Linked DNA regions of Mus musculus: region 1 is linked to region 2. The links are chromatin loops, found by intact Hi-C in ENCODE. Cell type or tissue: left cerebral cortex. All regions are shown on one strand. Each heading gives the region's core, and the rest is flanking DNA. Links, peaks and the distances in the headings are about the cores only. Region 1 has its middle 20 kb from the start of A230028O05Rik. Region 2 overlaps Lpp (LIM domain containing preferred translocation partner in lipoma).

Region 1 (7,537 bases), core at 1,435-6,434, 230 kb after region 2:
CCATGGATCTCAAGTTCATCCAGATCCACATACAAAACAGTTTCAATCTAGCTCTGAGACTTCACTCAAAAGATCATTTAATTTCAATTCAAGTACCCACAAAACGAGAAGTTGTTTTAAATTCGGCTCAGGGGTAAGTCTTCCCACTTAATTTAGTATAATCAAGACAACCCAAAATAAATCATTTAAAGAAAGATAATCCTCCAGCAGTTGTGTCTGTGAGGTCCATCGTTCTGATCATTCTAGGTTCTGTCAAGTCCACAATACCAACTGTCACAGAGCTATGATAAGGTGGGCATTACACAGCTCCTTATTTTCTTTTTTATCATTTCTGTAACTTCTATCACATAGGCAAGACTGAGGTAACTGTGAGTGCTGTTTGCCTTATACTCAAGGCCCAAGCTTTCTCTCCCTGAAGTCTTACACTCAACCCCCACAGATGTATGGCTTCTCATTCAGCAGTGGAGATGTTTCGTGTCGTGGTCTACATGGACAAACAGAAGTTCCTCATTTCCAAAGGGAAGTCAGCATCCCTTCTCATTGGCACTCAGTGGGTCCACAAAGGGAAGTCAGCATCCCTTCCCATTGGCACTTAGTGGGTCCATAAAGGGAAGTCAGCATCCCTTCTCATTGGCACTCAGTGGGTCCACAAAGGGAAGTCAGCATCCCTTCTCATTGGCACTCAGTGGGTCCACAAAGGGAAGTCAGCATCCCTTCCCATTGGCACTCAGTGGGTCCACAAAGGGAAGTCAGCATCCCTTCTCATTGGCACTCAGTGGGTCCACAAAGGGAAGTCAGCATCCCTTCTCATTGGCACTCAGTGGGTCCACAAAGGGAAGTCAGCATCCCTTCTCATTGGCACTCAGTGGGTCCACAAAGGGAAGTCAGCATCCCTTCCCATTGGCACTCAGTGGGTCCACAAAGGGAAGTCAGCATCCCTTCTCATTGGCACTCAGTGGGTCCACAAAGGGAAGTCAGCATTCCTTCTCATTGGCACTCAGTGAGTCCAAATTACTACACTCTACTTTCCACAAATCATGGCTGCTCTGTTGCTGATTTACTGTGTGGTTTGGAGAATTCTCATCCAGTCTCTTCTGATGCCTGCTCCTCCCTGCCTACCTCCTATGAGTACTGTGGAAGCAAATGTGATAATAATCAATAAGGGATGTTGCAGACTAAAAGCTATTTTTATGTTCTGCCCTTAAAGTAATAATAGTTATTTTAATATAATATTTACATGAATAATTATTGCTGTTTTTCTTATTGTCTCCTCACTATTATTAACATGGGAAGTTGCTATTTGCTTCCAAGAACCAGACAGCTGTCATTTATCAAGCAATTTACTTGCTGCATGGTAAAAACCAGGATGATCTCATAAAAAGTACATCTCTTCCATCAGGACCACAATAGCAGATTTTTATCCAATGTGAAAGTGTCTATTGGGACACAAAAGGGATGACCTAGTTCTGAGCTTTCCTCGGGTATGGTCTTATCACTCTCAGACAGAGGAGGAGCTGCCTCTGCCCAGCTGGTGACTGGGCCTACCAGGATCAGCTGTCAGATCTCCTGGTATCCCATCTGTAGCCCCTTTTTGATTTCATTGTCTGTCATACATAATTATGTGTCCCTCCTTTTTTGTTTGTTTTGTTTTGTTTCGTTCTGTTGACACAGGGTTTCTCTGTGTAGTCCTGTGCCGCAGACCTTCTGGGTCCCTGTGTCTGCGTGAAACGGGGTCTCTCGATGCAGGTGGGCAAAGCGTGGATGAATGACAGACAGACACACACACAGGAGAGTTCGTGTGGAATCTGAGTGTAATTTTACAACTCGAGCATCAGGCTTTTTATGCAGAGGACAATAAGGAAGTTGGGTGACATATTAGCAAGGTACAATTGAGGTAACTGGAATCTTACATAAAACAGAGGAATGTAAACACAAAAGGTCTAACGGGAACCACCCAGGATAGAATACATTGATAACAGCTGGGATCAACAAGGGCTCCACCTAAAATTCACTAATCTTAGAAGCCAGGGTCAAGGGCTTCGCGTCCTTGCCACAGTTCCTATTTTAGTCTCTTGTATAGTCCACCTTCCCCTTAGGCCATTGTAAATACGTGTGTATGGGTGTAACTCTGCTATAGTATCTATTCTAGTTTCTCCTTTGGTCTGAAACTTCCTTCTTTTTAAGTGATGGTAAATTCCTATGTAAGGGAGTGACTTAGCTTTTACAATCTTGCTGAATTCTAAACCCTTGATCTTGGTCAAGGATGCCCTTGGACTGTTGCAACACTGGTGGAAGGCTTAAGCCATGTCAGAATTCAATTTTAAAAAGCACTTATAATAGGAAAATATTGAAAGAGAGCACGTGGATCTATACACTAGACTAACGCGGGAATGGAACGCGGGAATGAAAAAATTACTGTATGGGTAGGGAACGCTAGACTCCAGGAGGAGAGCTTCCTTGAAACTCTTTTGCCTCATGAGTGACTTTTAAGCCTTTTGGCTTGTCCAGTTGACTCGACCGGAGAGCGTAGCAGTCCTGGTTGTCCTGTAGACAAGGTTGGCCTCGAACTCAGAGCTCTGCCTCCCTCTGCCTCCCAAGTGCTGGGATTAAAGGTGTGTACACCACCACCGCCCAGCTCTGTGCTTTTGACTTGGATGGTCTAAACAAACAGACCTTCTCAGACTCTAAGGAAGTAGATTCTGACTTTCAGAAGGACAACGACTTCCTTCTTTTGTTGTTAGTTCCTCAAAGTACTTTTGCTCCGACTTAATTACAAGTCCCAGGTGGACCTCCTTAATGGCTTCCATCTCCCTTGTTGATGAAGTACAATCAACAGAGATCCAGGGTTATTTGTAAATGCTGCAGCTTAGCAACAGGGGTTCTCTGTTATTCATGATTAGAAAATAGTTCAAAAGCTGGCCTGAACCTGTAGTTCTTTTTCCGGAATGAACAGGTACAGCAGCACTCACTGGCCAATTAATCTTGGGATAGGCAATGGGTATGGAGATGTGGATCTCAGCTCCATTGCATACTGCCGGAGGGACAGTTTCTCTTTTCTCTGTAAAATGGGCATATACAGATTTCTTTGCAGGGAATGTCATATTTATATACTAGTAACTAGAAAGTGCTATATACCAAGATTAGGTCATATTGAAAGATTCTACTGGAGGATTTTAGGGCTTGAAACAAGAAGGGTTATCTATTCACTTTTTGATATTGGCTGCCCCTACCAATGGCAGAGACAGGGATGGGTGGCAGCAGGAATTGTGGGAACAGTTGGGGCAAGTTATGCATTTGAAGTTAAAAGAGCTTACTCTAGTCAGACTGTCACTCAGTATTCCATGTATATATATATATATGGTATATATATATGGCATATATATATAGTATACAGTATTATATAATATTTAAATATGTTACTCAGTATTATAGCCACCCAAACACTCCCCTTTCCAGGCCTTTCCCAGCCTCTATTTGATGAGTTGATAAAGCCTCTGCTGCTAAAAGCAAGACTAACCAAATAAGTTTTAAAGCATGCCAGAACCATTAGAGTAGATGACTTTTAACATCCCCTCTGTTAAATGATAAAATAAGTTTCATTTAAAATGCTGAAGAAATTAACAGTTGCTAAGGAAAATGACATGTGAAGGTCAAGCCCTTGTCACTGAGTGGGGAAGGGATAGTGATAGTAGGAAACTAAGTTGGTCAACTCATGATCTAGAAGGGCCGTAGCAAGTGTCACACCCAGTGTGTTGAAGGACAGATGGAAACCTGGCTGTGAGCTCTGCATCTAACCTATGGCAAGACTGGGCCTTAATTTCCTCCTCACCAAACTGAAGGATGTCTGTACTTGATGTTTTTTGAAGCAGTTTCCACTTCAAAGCCGAGGAAGCTAACTTTGAGTGTAACTCCTAACAAGCCCTGGGCAAGAGGAATCAGGCCGGCCTCCCTGTGCGCTGAGAAGCGCCTGGTTGAAGCAGATGGAGTGTGTCTATCATGGCGGCTGCATAACCAGTCTGGTCACTTCAGATGTCTCTCCAATTAACACTCATGGAGGCGGCCAACTGCTCAAGCAGCAGAATGTGATGGTGGAGAAGACGGTGGGAATGCCTGGGCCCGATGCCACACCTATTATCTAAGCCTCCTGCCTGAGATGGGGGAGGAGTGGGAGGGGCCAGCCAGACTTCACAGAATGTGGGAGGTGGGAGGAGGGGCGGGCAAAAATGGGAGGTGAGATGCCTGCTCAGATTTCTTTAGCTGCGGAGTCCTAGAAAGTTAGAGATGGGAGCGCTCATTCAGTAACAGCCCTTACTACACACTTTTCATTTCCTCTTCTTCATTGCCATTATGCACAGGGTGCTGTCACCTCTTGCTCCTTGCTCCCTGAAGGATCTCCCTGCCTTCTCTTTTATTTTATCTTCCTTCTCAAAATCAGGTCGTACAAGACAGCCAGAATAAGATTTCTAAAATACGAACGTGGTCCCTTGGAGTAGTTCCTCCTCATTGTTTTTGAGAGGAAAAAATGTAAGCCCTAAAGCCCAACATGTTTCAACCTAAGAGTCGTGATCCTTTTGGAGGTCGAATGGTACCTAAATAGGGGTAGCCTAAGACCATAAGAAAATACACATATTTACATTACGATTCATAACAGTAGTACAATTACAGTTATGAAGTAGCAACAAAAATAACTTCATGATTGGGGATCACCACCCATAAGGGAGGACTGTATTAAAGAGTCACAGGATTAGGACGGTTGAGAATCGATAGTCTAGACGAACATACATGTTCCTAGGGAACACCACTTTGTGCCCCTTCTCTCAGCCCACATTTTGTAGTCATTGGGGGGACTCTTTCTGAAAATTCCCCAATTCCCTGCCTTCCATATTTCTTCTTCTGTGTTCCTTTTCTTCCTTGTCCAAGAAGTTCATGGCTTTTAAATCCTAATTTAGGTAAAAGCTCTCTTAGGAGCCCCTCTAGACCTGCACTTACCGGCCTCTGCTCCAAGACCTGCGGTGTAACCGCTACCAGAGCTTTCACCTTCTGAGTTGGTCCTTACAAGCCTCACCTTCGACACACTGGGATTTCGGGGGATGAGGGATTGTTCTGCTGCCGGAAGCAAGACTGATTTCGACAACAGATGTTTTAGCGATCTCCGGAATCATTTTCCGCCGAGGTATTCCACATTGCCTTCAGCTGAGACTTGGTCAAGGAAAGCTATGCATACAAACTACCTGAATGGAGGAGCCTTGTCTTTAAGCAGGCCTAGAAGGAGGAAGCGACTCGCTGGTGACCACAGAGAGGGAAGACCAGGGACTTGCACCCTTGACTCCCACACCAGCACCCCACACAGGTTTAGTAGTTTCAGCCAACTCTTTCCTGTCAGAAAGACGCACTCTATCGACAGGGGAATTGTGCAAGGGCAAAAGAAATCAGTTTCTCTGGTGTGCCAACTTCCCAAGCTTGTGAAATTCCTGGATTTGTGGATTGGGGAACTGAGAGACATGCCATGTGGAGTCGGCAATGGGCAAGTAGGCCTATCTGAGATGTACTGAGACTGGCAGCAGAAGGGCTTATTTAGGGAACAAAAATAAAATTATATATGATACTCTACCTCAGGTGGGTATGTTAGCTATGTGGGGTTTTTTGTATTATTATTGTTGTGTTTTAATTTTTTTTTTTTTTTTTTTTTTTTTTTTGGCCAGACGGTGGCCAACAGACTTCCAGAATATTCCTTGTTCAAGCACGTAGGAAATCCCTGCCTGTGTTGGTCTTGGGGAGGGAAGTTTGGCTATGAGCAATTTTTCCTGAAAAATCAAAACAGCTCTTCCAAGTGGGCCCTGCTTCCAGGGGCAGTGTGAAGCTGGGCATGCTTCCCTGTGCCTGAGTGTGAGCATGAAGGTATCCGGAGGAGGGAAGGGTGTCTGAAGGTCAGGCTGCTGGGAATCCAAACCTCCAAGCCTGATTTACAGCCCTGGGCCTCAGGTCTCCTCCCACTCAGCCCACAAAATCCCCCAATTTTCTTCTCTGTGAGCCAGCACTCTTCAGAGCTGGGAAATGAGATCTAAGCAGTGGCTTTTTTCTGGGCTTACGTACGCTATGGATTCTTCCCTGAGATGGTGGCAGAGAGGAAGGGAAGTGGTTCTTGAAAGTGTGGGCAGAACACTGGGGTGAGTCAGAAAACAGCAGCCAGCCTGCAACAGGCTGGAGACCATCCAGCCTCACGCTCTCCTTGGCTCCCTTTCTTTTTGATTTCCTCTCTTATTGTGACTTTCAAATAAAATCTTATAGGGAAACCCAACATACTAAACTTAACAACAGAACTGCTCCAAGCTACAGAGGATCAAGGATCAAGTTCTGCTTCTTTGTTCTTTCCCCGAGCATCTGCCAGGATGGAGCCTGTGTGTTCCCTGCCTGGATCTCTTGGCTTCATGGAACACAGCTGCATAGCTCTGCTGTGATCCAACACCAACATGTAAGACATGGGATGATTGATGCTCAGGAAGGTGGTGAGTCTCACTTAAAGTCACACAGGGAACTAGGGGGCCAGTTGGTGCACCTAGAGACCCCTGGCTTTCCTCTTCCTCCTCCTCTTCCTCCTCCCCTCCCTCCTCCTCTTCCTCCTTCTCCTTCTTCCTCTCTTTTTCTTCTTCCTCCTCCTCTCCCTCCTCTTCCTCTTCTTCTTCTAGTCGTCTGTATGGGATGCCATGTGGGCTCTGTAAAGACCTTAGGTTAAGCAATGAGTAAACCTCATTTTCAGTAAGGAAAAAGTCAGTGCTTCGAATTTCTAGGTTTATAGCTCCAAGAAATCAGCTCCTTCAGTCTGGCTGTTAGCCCAACTTCCATACCCCCAGGGAGTGGTTCTTCTCTTCAAACTTGGAGCCAGCAGTCCCCTTTCACTTCCTTGCACATATCATTTCTCCTGGGCTGGGCTTCTGCCTCCTTGTTGCTATAAAGTGAAACGAGAATGCATTTCTTTTTCTTTACCCTAGCAGGACTCGACCTGCCTCTGAGCCTGGCTCAGGTATGAAGATGTGCACCTACTCCTAGCTTTGTAAGCCAAGCTCTGCCTGAATCCCTATCCACTTGTTCCCAACTATGCTGACCACAAACGCTCTGCTTAGCACCCAGGACTTCACTAGCATGTTTCTCACACAGACTACCATCTCCATCTTTTGGCTACCCTTAACATTCCCCTGACAAGCCTTTCATGTCTACAAGTGTTTGAAGCAGTAGTGTGGAGATGGGAGGGGCTGGCTGCACTTGGCTGTTTCAGGCTCTCCAGTCTTTGTATTACAGCTATTCTAAGCCAATCCCACAGCCCTACGGAGCTGTGGTTTCCAACTGTGAGCTCCTAAACTCTGTGTCAGAAGAGCATCGCAGCGAAGATGTTCATCCAGTTCAGCAGAGGTCAGATGAGACTCTCAGGTTTGTTCTCATAGACTATAGCTGTCTAGTCAAGCCCAGTCATGCCACTGAGCTGAATCTTTTCCCTTTCCCTAAATGTTACAAGATCCATGGATTTTCTTTTCCCCCTCCC
Region 2 (7,537 bases), core at 1,244-6,243:
TATGAGATTAAAGATAAAACTTCTTTAAATGAATTTCACTGCCAGTCTCCCCATCTTCTTTTTAGTACATTGGCACAGCAGCACGACTGCCTACAGTTGGTATGTTTACACGTATAATATGTGGATTTTTAGAACACACGGCTATACTGTCGTTCTCTAACACAGTACGAAAAACAAAATGGAAGCTTGCAAAGTACTGCCCTTTATGTTGTTCTCGGGATATTTTCAGGACCACAGTTGGGGGAATTGATCATACAAAGAAACTGATATGTAGCATTTGTATAATTAGATAGACCCTGGAGTACACACTAAATTGTTACCAACTGTGTATGCTGGGATAGTTGAACATAGCCACGGTGGTCATGGGCTCCTTTTAATTTTAGGGGGGTTCTCATCTCTGAGTCTTTTCAGATCGTGGGGCAAGATGGTAACTTCCTTGTTGAATTCCTTATGTCTTTTATCCTAACTTTAAATGGAAATTTTACTCTCCTCCCTCATGTTAGTTTGGGTTGCTAGTCTCAGCACCAGTCTTCACTATGGGGGTCTGTGAGAAGGGTTTATTACAGCCTTGCTTTGATGTGCTGCTAAATGCATAAAACCTAGAAAGTTACCCTGGACCTTTTCAGGGCGAAAGAGCAAACACGGTGATTCATGGCATTTCAGTTTTTCCTATTTTTGTTTTGTTTTGTAGTTGTTTGGGTTTTGGTTTTAGCAAGGGTACTCTTAGAACGCATCTACATTTATTGAAACAACTGTGAACTTAAAACTCTTAATTTTTTAAATCAACTCAGCATTTTACAAATGTTGTCATTAGTCCTTAGACAGGGAAGAGGCAGAGAAAGAAAAGAGTGGGGAAGAAGAGATGAGGGAAAGAAAGGAGAAATCGATGAGTCATTGGTTCAAGCTCTAGCTGTGTGAAGCAGTTAACATGTTGCAATATTTCTGAGGCTGTCAGTATCTTCTGTTTTGGATTCTGTGCAAGTGATCTTTGTGTCAAAAGATTGATTTTCTTGTCATTAGGTATAGAAACGTTAGCAGAGCTCACATAAAGGAAACTGATGAATAAGTCTAGTCTGTTGTTTTCCAGCAAATAGTTTTGGTATCTAAGGCTACAGAGCTTCTCACTGAGAGGGGATGCCCTGTGGAGGTAAGATGCACGCATGCCTGGTTTCCACCTCATGGCTCCAGTGTCCCACAGCCTTCTGAGATTTGTAGTAAGCTGGGATGATCTGTAGCTGATGCTTCGTGTATATTCTTTGACCTTCATGACTTTGATTGATGCTGGAGTAGAGCATCAGTGATGGTTGTCATTTGCACAAGCCCCTTTCTATGCCAGGGTGGCCACAAACGTTTAGTATTTCTTAGCACTCAAAACAGTGTGACTTTCTAAAAATGTAAGATTTCCAGACAATCTAAAGCATGGAGTTTTAACATGAAAAATCAGAGGGGTTCGGATAATTCACTTAAGTTTATTGTTTTCCAATTACTCTTAACTGAAAAAAAAATTTTTAGTAAAAGTTGTGATTTCCTTGCTAAACATTCTTAACATCATTTTGCTAATAAATATACTTAGGAAAAAGTCTTGAAGTACAGTTTAACTTGATAACACGAGCTATTTTTTAAGAAGCGAGCAATTATAAATTTTGTATTTTAGGGAAATTTTGAATTTATAGAATAATTACATAATTTGTGTAACTATTTTAGCACGACCTGACCCATCCTAACCGAAATTAATGTTTTAGCAGAAATGTAGTCATTTGCATTTATGTTCTTCAAGAGTTCATCATTTCATTCATTCATCCAGACATTCCATCCCAGAACAAACTCTTATCACCTCTACCAAGAAGTAGCAAATTTATTCATAAGTATATAATAAGCTAAGTGTGCTAGCTCAAGAAGCTTAGAAACTAATGTTAGTAATCGTTAACATTTCTATAATGTTTTATAATTTATTAAACAAATACTATGTCTATCTCCTACTCAAATTCTTACTTCTCTATGCTCACTCCATCTCATTCAGTCTAGTCACTGGTTGAGTATTTTATTATCCACACCCCGTTTCCTTACAGGAGAGAATCTTGAAGAACAAGAAAGTCTTATACAACATTGTTCATGATCATGTTCAGGGACTTAGAAGGTGCCTTACAGAAGTACAGATTAGTGGAGAAAGCACAGGCCGTTAAGTGTTTCCTGGCTATGCAAGCCTAGCTAAGACACAAAACACAGTATTTCCTTTCTTGGGCAATAGATCATGTTGTATAGGGCTCTTTAGGATGACGATTTCTGAACAAGGAAGGTAGAAAGGGTGTGCTCAAATGGACCTGCCATTTGACACCCATATATTTTTGGGAGGCCACTATGAACCAGTCACTCGTCTAGAACCTGAGACCAAGATTGATTAATACATAGTCTGAATGCTTACATGCTAATTGTCCGACATTGGGAGGTGACAAGGAAATAGTGCCTGATACTTTGACAATGTTTTCAAACATCTCTCCAGTCCTCATCCTGCCCATCCCTCCATATTAGAGAAACCTTACCTAAGAATTAGCCATAAGAGCTATGTTATATCCCTTCTGTGGCTGTGTGCACACAGAGAAGGCATCCATGTAAGTTGTCATCCCTAGAGCTTCCTTTACATTCTTTGAAATTAGGGCACATGCCCTCGTTTGTGAATGAACACAAAGGCAGTTTTGTACTGGTTATATAAGGTTTGTTTAAAATCTATGAGTTAGTAGTTAGAGTCAGAGGCTACCAAGCCCTCTCCATTCACATAAGCAAGTGAATATTCCCTGAGATTAGAAGGGGAGAATGCAAACCCTGAACTCTTTAAGAGGTGTGTACATGTGCGGTTTTCTACACCTGCCCTGACAACAATTCTAATATTTATTAGGAGGCATGTATTCCAGAAGTGGAATCAGTGCCTCGAGAATTTAATGGAGCCAATCAGTAGAACTTTATGCTACAGTAAATATCCTTGCTGTCAGGCCGCAAGTAGCAGGTTCGATTCCCATCCTCCTCACCTCACACTTCTGGGTGTTAAGTGCCAACACACATATCACTCCTGGCCTGTCCACAGAGTCTGACTGAGTCCACCATGCTAATGAGATGTTTGGATGGCTATTGTACTCTTTCTTTGTTAATGGCCATGTAAAATCCATCCATGAATCTGAAAAAAAATATCTTAAAAATTGGTACAGTTCCTTTTCCAAAGAAAAGATAGACTTGTCTTGATGGAGTCTTGACGGCAGCAAATTGAGAGGAACTGAAAGCAAAACAGCCTACTCAAGGTTAGACAGTGACTGGAGTCATTTCATGCACTTAAACAATATTTAGGATGACCCTATGTAAACTCGTATTATCACTTAAAGCCGGTGTAAAAATATACCCCATCTGTTGTGCTAGGCCTGCTGTTGCTTGCCACATTTCTCTGACAAGCTGTTACCTCAGTATAGAGCGAGAGTATACATTTTGGAATCCGGAATTCGAGTTTGAAAAAAAAAAATGGTATCTGGTACATATGGACTAGATTCTGTTCTTCCAAATGTGGATTTGTAACCTCATTTATTCTTAAAGATGATGTGTTAAATTGGGGCTTTTTTTCTTTTTCTTTTTCTTTTCTTTGTTTTTTTTTTCTTTCCCCCCCAATATCCTGGGTTGTTGGTATTTGAGGGATTTTTAACTTTTTTTTTTCATTACCTGGAGCCTGGAGTTCTCATAATTTTATGCCTTTCACATGGACAATGTGCAATAAGAGATTGTTTAGTTTACATCTGTCACATGACACACAGAGTTGGTGCGAGGAGTTGTGAATAGCATAGCTGAGTTCCAAGCCACTCCATGTAGTCTGTTGTCTGTAGATTTGCAGGTATTAAAGACAGACTTAGGAAAGATAGTTTGTATAATTGCTTCTAAACAAGTGAATTTGAAGCTTAAGGACTCTAATTCCAGGCTTTCTAGTGGCATGGAAGCAGCCAAGAGATAATCTGCTTTCTTAGAGCATAAGAGGCAAGACTAGGGGTTATATCCTCAGGTGTCCTGTTTTCCTCTCTGCTGCATGGATCTGGGAATAGCACGTTTACCTCGGAATTGCAGGCTAGCACAGCAGTGCTGGATCACTGAGCAATTTGCTCTTGTTTCCAAGGGCCAGTCACCTTGCTTTCCTGCTGAAATACTACAAAATAACCAAAAGGTTTTTTAAAGAAAAGAAAAGAAAAGAAAAGAAGAGAAGAGAAGAGAAGAGAAGAGAAGAGAAGAGAAGAAAAGAAGAAAAGAAGAAAAGAAGAAAAGAAGAAAAGAACTGTGCAGGATCCTTCTTAAAATGTAGTGTTATAATTTCTCAAAATTTTTCTAAACTTAGGTTTTTTTGTTTCCTTATAGTTTGGCTTTTTTGTCCATTTTGTCATTTGTTGTTTTGTTTTTGTTAAATATAACCTAATAGCTTGCTCAAACGATGGCATTTTATTTATTATTGTATTCCACTATTATTCATTACGTGACTACTGTTTTCTAAAATTTGGGCTACAAGGTCTGCAGAAATGCAAACAGGAGTCCAGCAGAACATTCAAATAATGTCTATACAGTCAGTTGTGTGGAGACTTTAAGCATTAAGAAAATACTCAAATTAAAACCCATGTTGTTTATTTCTCCAGTCAAGAGACTTTTGTACTCTACTTTGACGTCTGTGGTCACTGTTATCCAAGGCTACTTCAGACTGGTATTTAGGGCCTAAACAAATCCCACACAAGCATTTTTGACACCAGCATCTCATGTTGAACCAGCCTCGCCTCTGCATTGGCACGCATGCTGCTTCCTCCTACCCATTATACATTTGCTATTGAATTGAACACATATGGTCAGTGCTAAAGCTTTGACCACAATCACATTTGAAGGTTCCACTAATTTTTGAATGTAGTTTCCTTATCACCAATTTAGATAACTAGAAATCTGGGGTAAGAAAATGTAGTTGAAGCTGTAAACTCCCCCATCTCCTGCCAGCAGCTTTTTGTCCTGGTCAGTGCTGTGATTAACACTGTCCCTTTGTGAGCCTCACTCCCTGGTGTTTTCTTCCATCCTCTTTTTGGCCTTGCTCTCATTGATGCTTCTTGGCAGTTGTGGGTTTCTAATCTAATGGGCCAATTGCAATTCCTTCCACAGCCTTCACATAAATTGTCTTTTTCCCACATACTTATTTATGCAGTTTAGCTCCTCCTACTTTGTCTCATCCACCCCTTAAGTCATTCCAGTTTTCCTCTGTTGGGTCAAGTACCACTGTAGCCCTTGTTTGCTACTTTGTGAGTTCTTCTTTATTCCACCTTTCTCTGTTCTTTTCCTTCTACCCTTTAACCCTCTAACACTAGATAATCGAGGAAAAAGGAAAGAGATCCCTGAATAAAGACAGCAGTCAGAAAAGGGGTGACGTTATCATTAGATTTTGCGGGTTGGGGCATCAAGTTCCTTGGGGCAAGTTTGATCTTTGCCTTCAAGATGTTACTTCTTCTTCTTCTTCTTCTTCTTCTTCTTCTTCTTCTTCTTCTTCTTCTTCTTTTTCTTCTTCTTCTTCTTCTTCCTACTTCTCCTCCTCCACTTCCTCTTCATCCTCCTAATTATTCTTATCCTTATCCTTCTCCTCCTTCCCCCTCCTCTTCCTTCCCCCTTCCCCTTCCCCTTCCTCCTTCCTTCCTTACTCCTCTTCTGCCTCTCTCCCTCCTCCTCCTTTCTTCTTTTCATACAACTACTTAACTACCACCAACAATCAACCAACCACCTCTCCCAGTCCTTGCATTTATCTACCCTCAGAAAAGTTCCCAGAATTCCAATCATCACATAATCACAGAAACTATCTGCAGGTAGCAAAATTACACCCCAGCTAGTGCATGAGACAAATTATAGTCATCTGCTGTGGGCAATCTGACACAGTGCCATATCCTCACCTCTGTGAGCAAAAATGAAACTCATTCTTATAATATTTCTGTGATGATGTGAAATCTCAGCTTTCTGCTCCAGTCACCATGCCTGATGTTTGTGGTCATCGCTCCTTGCCATGAGGGACTTCAGTCCCTCTGGATTCATAAGTCAAAATAAATGCCTTTTCATATGTGTGAAAGAAAGAGAGAAAGAAAGAAAGAGAGAAAGAAAGAAAAGAAAGAAACCAAAATTCCAAAATTTCACTACAGTACTACAGAACTGAAACAAGGCTTCTGCCTCCTTTATGGGACTTACTAAGTTTTGCTCTGACCTATGATCATATCTCAGCACATTATAATTGACTGTGTAGTAAAGGTAATGTTCATATTTACCTACAACTTATCTCTCTTTCCTAATAGATGTATAAGGAACAAGTTACTTTTGTTTAATGTTTCTTATCCCTTCACAAGTTCCATGAGTACCTTGACAATCACATTGAAATTTGTAAGAATTGACAGTAAATGAGGAATAATTATCAGTGTTGCCTTCAGTTAGTAGGGTTTCAATATTTATTGACATTTTTCTTTTGTTTTTGAGATTAGAATTTTATCATTTCTCCCTGTCCATTTCTCCTTCCAAAGACAACAATACTGTCTATGAAAAACATAAATTCAGTTCTGATCCTACAATAGAAAATTTATACATTGAAGTGATAAAGGAGAAAGATTGTTAGTTTCAGAATTATCCCATTGCCCTCTTTGCTTATGAAGTAGATTCTGAGACTTATTCTACCCATTTCTCTTATTGTATTTTGAAGTGTGACTGTTAAATAGCCATTGATTCATGTTGCATTGATACCCACAGGTGTATTTTTAATATTTTGCTGATATAGGGCCCAGTCTTCATAGAGGTATAGAAAGCTGCACGCCTGAATTCGCTGTAGTCCTTGCAGTCGCATTTGGATATCACACAGACTGATCATTTACTAGCAAATCCCAGCTCTGGAAATTACAGAATTTGCATTATTTGCTTCATTTGGGGGACATATAATTGAGGTATAAATTTTCTTCAGTGGTCTTAGTTAACACTGCCATACGGGAGATGAGAAGATATTCTTTACAATTGTTTATATACATGTACCTGCGAAGCCTCAATTCATCTTCATCTTCGCATTTTAAATGTTTTTCTGCTCATAGTTTAGGATTCAAGGGATGTAACAAGTCTGAAGTGTCTGTACACAAATTTCACTAGGGACTCAGAGGAGTGGAAACAAGGAAGCTATTCCAGAAGGCAGACTATGGGTTTATAATCTTCCATGATGCTAATAGACAGTTTCCCCAGTATTCCTTGTCGTAGCATTTGTCTTTCGTTTATGGATTGTTATAGCCATTATTATTATTTTAAATCACCAGATAGAGCATATATAGAGCAAGGGTGGCCATATCTACATTTACCCCCTCATGACTCAGCCCCCTGGGCTTAGTATATTGTCTCCTAGGCTCTAGATTGGCAACGATTTTATTAGTTTTTAGAACTGTGTCTATTATCATTTGGACAGATGTGGAGTTTAAGAACCCCAGTAAACGTTCTTTTTATCTTCCCCTTGCTATCCTGTGGAGGGAGCAGGGGA

Evidence for each region. Peaks named below come from ENCODE experiments on the same cell type or tissue, not always from the same donor. Only the 100,000 strongest peaks of a DNase experiment are listed, where the experiment ranks them.
Region 1: a loop joins it to region 2, with 2.4 times the contacts of the local background. A loop is called at or near these places in 1 of 42 quality-filtered maps.

The regions. Positions count from the first base shown.
Region 1 is chr16:25,036,013-25,043,549 of GRCm38, forward strand. No RefSeq gene overlaps it. Among named protein-coding and RNA genes, the nearest start is that of A230028O05Rik, 20 kb to the right of the region's middle. In left cerebral cortex, for the core only: no CTCF peak of the experiment used is centred there; DNase peaks (open chromatin) are centred at 4,097 and 6,151.
Region 2 is chr16:24,806,597-24,814,133 of GRCm38, forward strand. The region is part of intron 8 of Lpp (LIM domain containing preferred translocation partner in lipoma); the gene reads left to right. Among named protein-coding and RNA genes, the nearest start is that of Mir28a, 17 kb to the right of the region's middle. In left cerebral cortex, for the core only: no CTCF peak of the experiment used is centred there; a DNase peak (open chromatin) is centred at 3,400.